Linked DNA regions of Homo sapiens: region 1 is linked to region 2. Evidence: chromatin loops called from intact Hi-C (ENCODE). Cell type or tissue: Calu3. All regions are shown on one strand. Each heading gives the region's core, and the rest is flanking DNA. Links, peaks and the distances in the headings are about the cores only.

Region 1 (5,397 bases), core at 75-5,074, 85 kb before region 2:
TACAGTCACTCTTGAAAACAGTTTGGTAGAATATGAAGTAAACTAAACATACAGCTACCATATGACCCAGCACTTGCGTCCCTGGGCATTTATCCCAAAGAAATAAGAAGCTATGTTCACACACACAAAAATCTGTATGTAAGTATTATAAGTAGCTTTATTTGTAATATTAAACAACTAGTATCAGCTCAGATATTCTTCAACAGGTGAATGGTTAGACAAACTGTACTACATACACACTCTGGTTTACTAACCAGCAATATAAAGGAACAACCTATTGATACACAAGCAACTTGGATGAATCTTCAGGAAATTATGCTGAATCAAAAGAAATCCACTTCTAAACGCTTACATGATATATGTTTCTGCTTATATAATAAAATGTTTGAAATAATAACATTTTAGAAATGGAGGCACATTTCTAGTGGCGAGGAGTTGAGGGAGAGGCGATTAAATGGCAATAGGAGGAATATTTGTGGTGATGGGAGTACTCAATATCTTGACTGTGGTGGTGGAGACAAGAGCTTACATAGGTGATACGATGGCATAGGATTTAATACACATCCACACACACATACACACACACACACACACACACACAATCAAAACTGGAAAAATTTGAATAAGATTGGTGAATGCTATCAATGTTCACATCTTGATTGTGATACTATATAGTACTATAGTTTCATACAAAACATTACCATCAGGGCGGGGCGCAGTGGCTCACGCCTGTAATCCCAGCACTTTGGGAGGCCAAGGTGGGTGGATCACGAAGTCAGGAGATTGAGGCCATCCTGGCTAACACAGTGAAACCGTGTCTCTACTAAAAATACAAAAAATTAGCTGGGCATGGTAGCGGGCGCCTATAGTCCCAGCTATTCAGGAAGCTGAGGCAGGATACTCGCTTGAACCCAGGAGGCAGAGGTTGCAGTGAGCCAAGATCGCGCAACTGCACTCCAGCATGGGCGACAGAGTGAGACTCTGTCACCAAAAAAAAAAAAAAAAAAAAAAAAAAAATTACCATCTGGTCAAGTTGATAAACTGTACAAGGTGTTACTCTGCTTTATTTCTTACAACTTCATGTGAATCTACAATTATCTCAATTTAAAAAACAATATCTAGAACACCTAAAAAAATGGAACAGAAGAGATAACACTCAAATCTCCTCAATGTAATTATTTTTGACAATTTTATTTTATCCCCATGCAATAAATATGAAGTCAAAATAAACATATTTTTACCCATTCTAGAACACACACTTTTTTTCCTTGAATACCCTTCAGAGGAAGATATTTCATAAACCACAACAAAATAATGCCAATAAAAGAAGAAGTCTGAGATTTCAGTAAAGAGAAAAGTTTTGGAACATGTCAAGAAAGCAATTAGTCTAGATTGAAACTTTAGGGCTCCCGAAGAGGTGTTTCAGAGAAAATAAATTGACTTCACATAAAAGGAAATATTCTTTTAAGGCTGGATATACATGAGGTGAATAAGAAGCCACATTATTATTTTTTGACAGCATTAAGAAATGACTGTTATTCAGCAATTTTAGGAAAACAAAAAGCTGTTCATCAAAGCGGTGATTAGTTGGTACAAAGTAACTTGTGATATTGTTTCAAAAAACTGAAGAAGTGTTGGGTAAGCATATGCATTTGACCTTGAATATAGGGACATCCTCCATTTATTACACATATAGATTTTTCATTCATTATTATTTGGCTACTGGACCTTTTTAAGTTAATTATTCTTTGGCACTATTAAAGACATCTTTAAGTTGGATTTTTAATCATGTTCTCTGTAAGCTGTATAATTTTAGCAAATGTGCAAACTGCCAAAGATTACAAAAAAGTGTTGATTTCTTCCAAAGTGCTAAAATAACTTTTGATTACAACTGGATTGGATTCCTGTCTGTTTTACTAAATGCATTTTTATTCTTTCTATCATTAATATTTCTTTATATAAAATGTAATGTTTTCAAACCCATAATAATCAATGAGTCTAAATTGTTATCTGTTATTTCTACAATATGTGTTTCCTTCTCAGAAATTAATGGAAGTTTGCAAGTCATAATAATTAGGTGTGACTGTTTATCTGAATGACATATGTTGGACATTTTAATAGTTTCAGAGAAATCTGTAAGCATCGTGTAAGAGTCATATAATGAAAAAGCCACCTGATATGAAAGAGAGAATTGTGGATGGTGGAAAATTAGCTATTAAAATAGAAAAATGCAGTTGGCAAAGGAGCAAATAGAAAACAGTAAACTGATGAGCAATTTCTCAACCAGGGAATAGGGTCAGGATGAAAAATGTTACTACAGTGGAATCATTCCTTAACTATTACATTTGCAGTTTTCCTATAATGAGTCAGAAATCCTTATCAAGAAAAAACAATTACTAAAGAATGTACCTTCTGGGAAGTAAATTTATAAGGTGAACATACTTAACTTAGAGACTAAATTAAAAAAAAAAGAAAAGATCACTAATATTCTCACAAAACATTAGCATTTTATTGGTTGCTAGAAGTTGCTGACAGGTTGTTAATAACAATAGCAAGCATAGAAAAGTGTGTCAAGCTTCCTGTTAACCAGTCTGTGTGGCTGTCACTTTTAGAGATTCATTTTATTGTGTGGACACATTACCAGATGAAATCAGTAGGTGGGTTGGTTTTGCCGCATCCCGCCCACCCTACTTTGACTTGAGAAAGTGCACTGGTATTTCTATTCAGCTCTACACTAATGCACCTGACTACTTCCTGAAACATTAATCAACCACAGCCAGAATGAAAATCAATATAACCCTGAAACATAGCTCCGGATACCAAAAATAAGTGTGAAAAAAAGACAGAACATGCGGCATTTTTCTCAATGTTTTGGAGAATTGTGCTAGCATTGCAAAGTACAAATGTTCTTTCTTCCCTCTGTAAACAGCTATGGATATGAATTTTATATGACATTTTCAATGCTACGTGATGTATTCCCAAAACAATATTATTGAAGGCTGAGTCTCTGTCCTCTACCGGCTGTTATTTATGATTGCTGCTTTGCGGCAAACAAAACACCAAACACAAATAATGGTGTGCTGTGTATAAAGTTTTTCCCCCCAGTGTAAAAAGCAAATGTATACATTTTGGTATTTGCTCATGAAAGAGGTTTGTCTATGTAAAACAGTATTCCTTTCAAGAGATCATGTAAGAAAATAAAACTGAGGTTGGCAACAAATTCTGTTGTATGAACTAATTGATTCAGCTGATAAACTGTAATCTGGGGCATGACAGATGGCAAGCAGGCCACTGCACCTCAATAAAGGGGAGGTCAAGCCTAATTGCTCTCTCTCTCTCTCTTACACACACACATTAGACTTAAATAGACAAGAGGAGTGAAATCTCTATTTCGTCATAATTTTAGATGTTTAATTGGCAGTTAATTTCAGAGCTGTTTGTTCACCCATATTTAGTTTTATTTTTTAAATAAACAGTATCTTTCAATAATTGTAGATCCTTTACTTGTTAATTTAATTGCCACATTAATTTCTTTGTTAATTTAATTTAATAATTGTTGATGCTTTGTAAATTTAATCAACAATTTTTGATATTTTACCGTTAGTATTTTTTTCTTTTTTTTTCCTTCCTTTTTCGAGACAGTTGCGCAATCACGGCTCACCGCAACCTCTGCCTCCCAGCTCAAGCAGTTCTCCAACCTCAGCCTCCTAAGTAGCAGGGACTACAGGGCGCACACCCAACTTTTTTTTTTTTTTTTAATTTTTCGTAGAGAAAGGCTGGTCTCCTGAGCTAAAGGATCTGCCTGCCTCTGCCTCCCAAAGTGCTGGAGCTATAGTCATGAGCCACTGTACCTGGGCCATTAGCACCTTTTTAAAAAGTGTCAGAAAATAATATAAAAATGGTGATGATCTTCCACATTTAAAATGAATTGAGATAAATATAAAATTTGTTTGCAGACCAGTAAAATACTGGAAATTCGATCATTATATTTTGTTCACAATCTTGATGCATTAGAAACAGAAAACTTAGGTAAACTGTATTTCATTTTATTACAGAGTTCGTTGTACTGGCACTTTACTGTGCTCTCCAACATTACATAATTCTCACTACAACACTGACATTATACTTCTCTCCCCCAGTTCTGTAACTAGTGTTTTCTCTAATTTTCATATTATTTCTCATGCACTATCTCAGTTGCCTATCACACAGAAACATTAGAGAGCATGTGTATTTTACAGAAATATTTTACAGAATTTTACAGAAAAAGAAACTGAAGTTCAAAAACTTAGAATGTATATACCAGATAGACAACTTCTGTCCAAATTAGGCAAGCTTTATTCAGGTGTGGCTCTCTCTCTAACCCCTAAACAGTCACCTACCTCACAATTTTAAAGAGGTCATGCTTCTTCAGAACTGTTTTCCTTTTGCTTTCTCTCATCTGGACCTTATGCTTCATTCTTCTTAAGTGAGACTTGGTCAAGGTGTTGACATGTACCCACCAAAAGGCTGAACCTTATTCTATCAGTTAACCACCAAGTCATAGCATTTGTGTTTGTTTTTCCTCATGTTACACTCCTCTAGTTAAAATTCTTGCCAAAAATCTAATTCTGACTCAACCTAGCACAAATTTAGTTTTTTTCTCATTATTTTTGGAGATTATTGTTTTTATGTTGATTCATGGTTTCTAATGTGTTGGACATAATAAGACATTTTGCAAAGAGGTTGGTGTGCACATAAAATTTACTTAATCACCAATTACCTCCAGTGCAATCAATGGATCATGCATCCTTTTCATGGCAGTATCTTTCCTTTAGGTTATACAACTCTGGCACATCAAGTTGGCCTATAATCTTGAGCCTTCAGTCCTAAGATTTAGTGCTTCTGATTCTTTTTGGAAATAGACTAAGAAAATTGCCCCTTAGTGTATGTTTTTATAAAGCTATTTAGCAATGAGATTCTGGGCACATGGGAACTTCTGGGAACGCTGTATTTCCATCAGTCTAAGGAAGTCTCTGTTAACATCTGCTAGACAGCACTGATTCACAGCATTAAGTGGAAGCTCAGGACATTTAGCAGTAGGAATTGTTAAAAGTGCTTAAAAATGGTTAAAAATATAGTTAATTTGAGTTATACTTCTCATTCCTGTCATTTGTTTCCCACTGCTAGAGAAGATAATTTCTCAGCAAGTGTTCAAAGAAATTCTCAGAAAGAAGCCAAGGGCAGATATAAATCCCTAATAATAAATAATAAGGTACAGGCTGTACAAAAATGATATTAGAACAGTTTTATTGCTTTAGATGGATCTTAAAATTCCTCAGGAATAGAAGAATAAAAGATGATTTATAATCCTTACAATTATGGCATTTGAATAACTGAATCCTGTTTTTAAATCATTGG
Region 2 (5,397 bases), core at 217-5,216:
CTAGCGGAGAGCTGGAAAACCCAAGCCCCTCAGTATAAATGAGGAATGTCAACGTTGGCCCCATGGGGAACCTTAACTACCAAAACCATCTGCCAATAACAGTATGGTTCTCTTACTCCTTCTTCTGATTGATCAGTGTCACAGGGGACCAGCTATATCAGAAGATATAAATAAGATCAACAATATAATACTCACAATTTCCAGATTTCAAATAAAACTTTCTTATTATACGACATACCAAGAAAATCTCAACTTGAACAAGAAAAGATAATCACAGATGACAACACTGAGGTTATAGAGTTATAAAACTGCCTTTCAAGGGTGTCAAAGCATCTGTCATGTAACTGCCTACATAAGCAATCATAAGAATGCCTGAGATGAATTACAAAATAGAAGGTCTCAACAAAGAAACAGAAGATATAAACTATTAAATTGAAAATTTATAACTGAAAAATTTAGTATATTTTCTTAAATGAGTGGATTGGTTCAAAAACAAAATAAGGTATACAAAGGAAGGAATTAGTAAACTTAAGATAACAACTAAAATAGAAATTACCCAATATAAACAGCAATAAGAACCTAGACTAAAAAGTAACAATCTTAGGAACATTTTGGACTATAATTACGTATGTGACATTTGCATCACCACAGTCTTAGAAAAAGAGGAGAAAAGAGTGGAGCTGGAAAATGTTTCTGAGTAAATAATAGCCTAAACACTTCCACAAGTTGGCAACAGATATAATCCTATGAACTCAAGAAACTGAACAAATTCGAAATAAAATGATCAAATGCTGTCTTTTTGTCCTAAATAGCATGTTTGTTCCCCATGTTCCTTCTTTACATAGTGTTTCAATGTAGTGAGTATTACTGAAAAAGCTTAATAGGATAGAATGTTTCATAACCAGCTATATGGAATTTAAATAATTAATGTTATAGGAGATATTTTATGTTTAGGAAGTTTTAATTGCCTTTCCAAAATATAATTGTTATAATTTGTGTTGCAAAGAAAAAAATAGTTTCCATTCTCATTTAACTCTTAGCAATTTAAAATGTTTTATCAATTTAAGAAATGTTTTAGAAATCTTTTAATTCTCAGAAGTTGATTAGATACAAGTCTGATTATGTTTGATCCTGTTAGAGTGATGTGTTATCGAGTCTTATAGAGCTATTTCAGTTTACAGCAAAAAGCATTTGACCACAAAGCAAAGGTTCAGATAACACACTCTCAGTCTTTCTAATACATGCTCTCTCCTGTTAAATGCTTAATATTCCCAAAGGTAAATAGGAAGGCACTTTCTTCTGTATTTTCTGAAAGCAAACATTTTAGATCTTTAATCTTGGAGAAATTAAGCAATGATTTAACCTTCAAACTAAATACTATATAGCACAGACATTTGAAAATATAGCCTCAATGTGATTTTATCAGGATATTAGGTTTCATTATTTATAATGTTTGGAGATTAACTACGTTATATATAAAGGCCAATGAAATAAGCAAAGTTTGTACTGAAACCATTTGAAAGAAGGTTTTCTCCTAGATAAATTAACTGATTCTTTATCTTGATTAGGCTTCATTCTTTATTCCAACAGACACTTAAGTGGGTGAATCCTACAGACAATAAATTCACATTTTTCAATAAATTCAGTTTTTTTTAAAACTAATCTACTTCTCCAGATATCGATATCTGGTTTAGACTAGGTTTGATAAAATCCAAGAGAAATGTTGAGCCCTAAAACTTCAATTAAATAGACCTTTGAGACCAGAAACAACTTGACATTGAAACTTTTATTTGTCTGGGAAATTATACTTGAATATTTTCAAATGACTCTGCATTTTTTTTTTGTTCAGACAAATAAGAACCAAAAAACTGGGGGTATTTACATAAAAGAGTAGCATATTTGAATCAAATTTCTAAATCATTGTCAATCTGATTTTAAAAATTGTGTTGACACTGTGAAAAGGTCTGTTTTATTTGTACTTATCAGTTATGTTTAAATCTTATTTCCACAATACATACTTCAGTGATAATCTATGTCAATAAATTATTACAAGTGGAAAAAATACTTTATACAATTCAATAAAACCAGTGGTGTCTGGAAGAATGTAAATGATTAAGCCCATCAACTAACATTAAAGTATTTAGAACCAGCAAACCTTGGCAGAAAGAAGGTGTTGTGGGGAACTTTCAGAGAAGAATGTCTGTGAAAGTCCAACATGTCTAATTGCTTGGCAGAATATAGAGAGACAAAATCTCCTGAGAGGACAAAAATCTTCCTTTTGAAACTCCCAGTTGTGTATGCTCAGTGGGTTTTCGAGTGAATAAAGTAAGCTGGAAAGCACAAGAGGGCAGCCTGTGTCTACTAAACCTTGAATTCCAGAGCTATGTGTCAGAGACCCTAATCATATCATAGGAAAGTATGGCCCAGACATGGTGGCTCATGCTTAAAATCCCAGCTACTTGGGGAGACTAAAGTGAGAGAATCACTTCAGTTCAGAAATTTGAGACTAGCCTGGGATAAAAGACTATCCACTGGGTACAGTGTACACTGCTTGGGTGATGGTGCACCAAAATCTCAGAAATAAAAATAAAAAAGAAAGAAAGAAATGTTTGGAAGAAAATGTGTTTCAGGTCAAGGAGCTATATGCTACCTACAATCTCAGCTGCTACTTTTAGTAGAAATTCTACTGTTAGTAGAACTTCAGAAGAGTTGGAATTTGACAATGAGAAAATATATTCTGATATTACATACCAACTCATAAATTGAGGTCTCTAAATGCTGTGTATTAAAATTTTAATGCAATTCTATGCATACAAGAGATAAGATATTGGGAAGAGTGCAAATTGTAATATACATCAAACATTGCATTTTGAGTTACACTCTTGTTCTTGAGTGTCTGCTATCGAAGACACGAATGTTAGATCACAAATAAGAGGCAACAGAATTGACTGTGCTTTATTCATTTTCTAGCTGCAATGTTTTGGTCATGTTACTAAACATCTTTGAATTGTAGTTTTCCCACATAGAATAAATGTTATCATAATAGTTTCTATACAAGGTTAAGAATTAAATAAAATACTTTATATAAGAGAAAACAAGCAAGAAGCCAGCACATAAACTACAGTTACTGGTAATATAATTGATTATTAGTGATAATGTACACATGATGATTAATCTCAACATCACATAATTTACTCAGTATAGTTCTATCTCCTTTGTCATTGTTCATAGAGAAGCACATTTATGTGTTTGTCCCGTAGCTTATTTCTTCGTTATTTTTTACTCTTTTGACCCATTTTCTCTCCTGGTATGAAATCAAGATGGTGACTGATTTCTTAACATTTGCCTGTCTCTTGTTCTCCTACTTGGGTTTCTAGTTTTGAAATGCGTGTGAGTCCTTTTCAAAGTCTTTTTTTCCTAACATGGTATTGATATTTTGGATAAAGTTTGATCTGAATATTTGCTTCACATAGATGTCCTCTGAGTTTTTAAATAATCCCATCTAAAAAATTATGTATTATCCCTTCATACCATTAAGCTTTCATGCGCTGCCTTAAACAAGACTCTATCTGAACTCAGTTTGTAATTCATTTCCTCATTCCAATCAAGATTCCTGACTCTTAGTTTGAAAATGTTCTACGGAAAAATAGAATGTGTAATCTTTGGCAAATTTTGATCTTCTGGTGAATTTGTTGTAAGTGCAACAAAATCTGTATATATGTAATAATCCTAATAACTCTTTCTTTTATAAATAGGGTAGCAGAAATTCATCTGTAATTAAGGACTTTTACTATATTAAAAAGAGTAAGCTTTTTAATAAAAGAGGGGTAAGCTGGGATTGGTAAACATCTCTTGTCCACAATTCTGCCCCTTCTCTGTGCTTTCAGCAAGAGTGAACTCTGTTTAATGGATGCACTTGACAGTGGCAATCCATTATAAGTGCTTTAAAGGCAGACATAAGTAAAACAACCTAAACCACAACCATTGTTAATAATTGATGTTTATTCATCATTGGCAACTATTGATTATAGACTTAAAAAGAAGTTCTTTGTGTATTGATGTTGGACCCTTTACTCTGCTATACAGAAAACTGCAAGTGACTTGAACTTAAGGGAAGTGTGTTACAATTCTTAAAAAATTAAGTAGCCATTAAAGAAACAAGGTGCAGTGTTCCATGGCTTCCTGTGGAATAAAAACAGGTTGTCTTTGAAGAGATTCATGAGAGAATTCTCTTGAGTTTTTTTTTAAACAGCTATTACTAATAATGCGGTTATAATTGAGAACTGTTTATCCTAGAGATTTTAAAGATGTGCATCTTACATTTTATAATACATGTGTAAGTTGAAACTGAATTTTATCAATTGTTTGAAATACCAGACACGCTGTTGGAAATATGTCTAGTCCATTTGTTTTGCTCATGATTTCAAGCATCATTTCATTCTATGACATAACAGGGGCCTATAAATACACTAATGGAAGGGTGGAACTGGTATAATGTGGTTTTCATGCTTACTATGGCCTCTTGATTTGAGAAATTACACAAATGATGAGAGAAATGAGTCACAAGGAAGAACAAACTAGAACAAACAATACTTCCGTGCTATATGAAACCCTAATTTGAGGTGTAATTTGAACGATATAATTGCATTCTAATATTGGAGCTATCATTCATTAGCTTGGAACATTTGACTTGTCACAAAGCCTGTTGTTCCCCACATAAAAAATGAGGGAGGATAAAAATTATTTAACTCTCTAGCTGGATGTTGCAAATAGTAAACTGACAACATGTACATGGAATCAGATTAAAAAGTATGAAAATAAAAAAGGGTTAAGGATAGAGTCTAATTATTACTTTTCTAGACTTAAGATAGAGAGGATATGCTAAAGCCATCGCAAATATAGAAAAATTGGTTAGAAGCAATTATAAAAGTGGTTTTAGTATCATGTGAGTATAATCATTAGTAGTTTCAAATGTCAAGCTGTTGAGACAACGTTTTTGAAGAAATATAAAATAGAATATTTAAGACAAATTGTTTCATTGTCAATAACTTATCCTGTTGGGAACACAAGCAAAAGACTATTAAAATATGTATACCTTTCTATTATTGACTCTTACTTATTTCTATGAATGCATAAAATGTGTGCTCTCTTTATTTTTAATAATATTTTAACTTTTTTTAGGATCGGGGTACATGGCAAGTTTGTTATGTAGGTAAACTCATGCTGTCTTTTTAAAGTGAAAAATCTAGTGCCATACTCTATGTTCATAACATTAGCAAGTATGTATATCCACCACATATACATCTGCTAAGATATACATTTGTATATGGAAATACATTTTCTAGGCATAGTGGCAGATACCTGTAATGCGCTTTCATAGAACTGTAGTATGGTGAA

The links. Peaks named below come from ENCODE experiments on the same cell type or tissue, not always from the same donor. Only the 100,000 strongest peaks of a DNase experiment are listed, where the experiment ranks them.
Region 1: it touches region 2 in a loop (4-fold over the local background); 1 of 110 quality-filtered maps calls a loop at or near these places.

What each region holds. Positions count from the first base shown.
Region 1 is chr12:60,170,127-60,175,523 of GRCh38, forward strand. No RefSeq gene overlaps it. Among named protein-coding and RNA genes, the nearest start is that of SLC16A7, 580 kb to the left of the region's middle. In Calu3, for the core only: no CTCF peak of the experiment used is centred there; DNase peaks (open chromatin) are centred at 2,685 and 3,675.
Region 2 is chr12:60,254,924-60,260,320 of GRCh38, forward strand. No RefSeq gene overlaps it. Among named protein-coding and RNA genes, the nearest start is that of SLC16A7, 660 kb to the left of the region's middle. In Calu3, for the core only: no CTCF peak of the experiment used is centred there; a DNase peak (open chromatin) is centred at 2,368.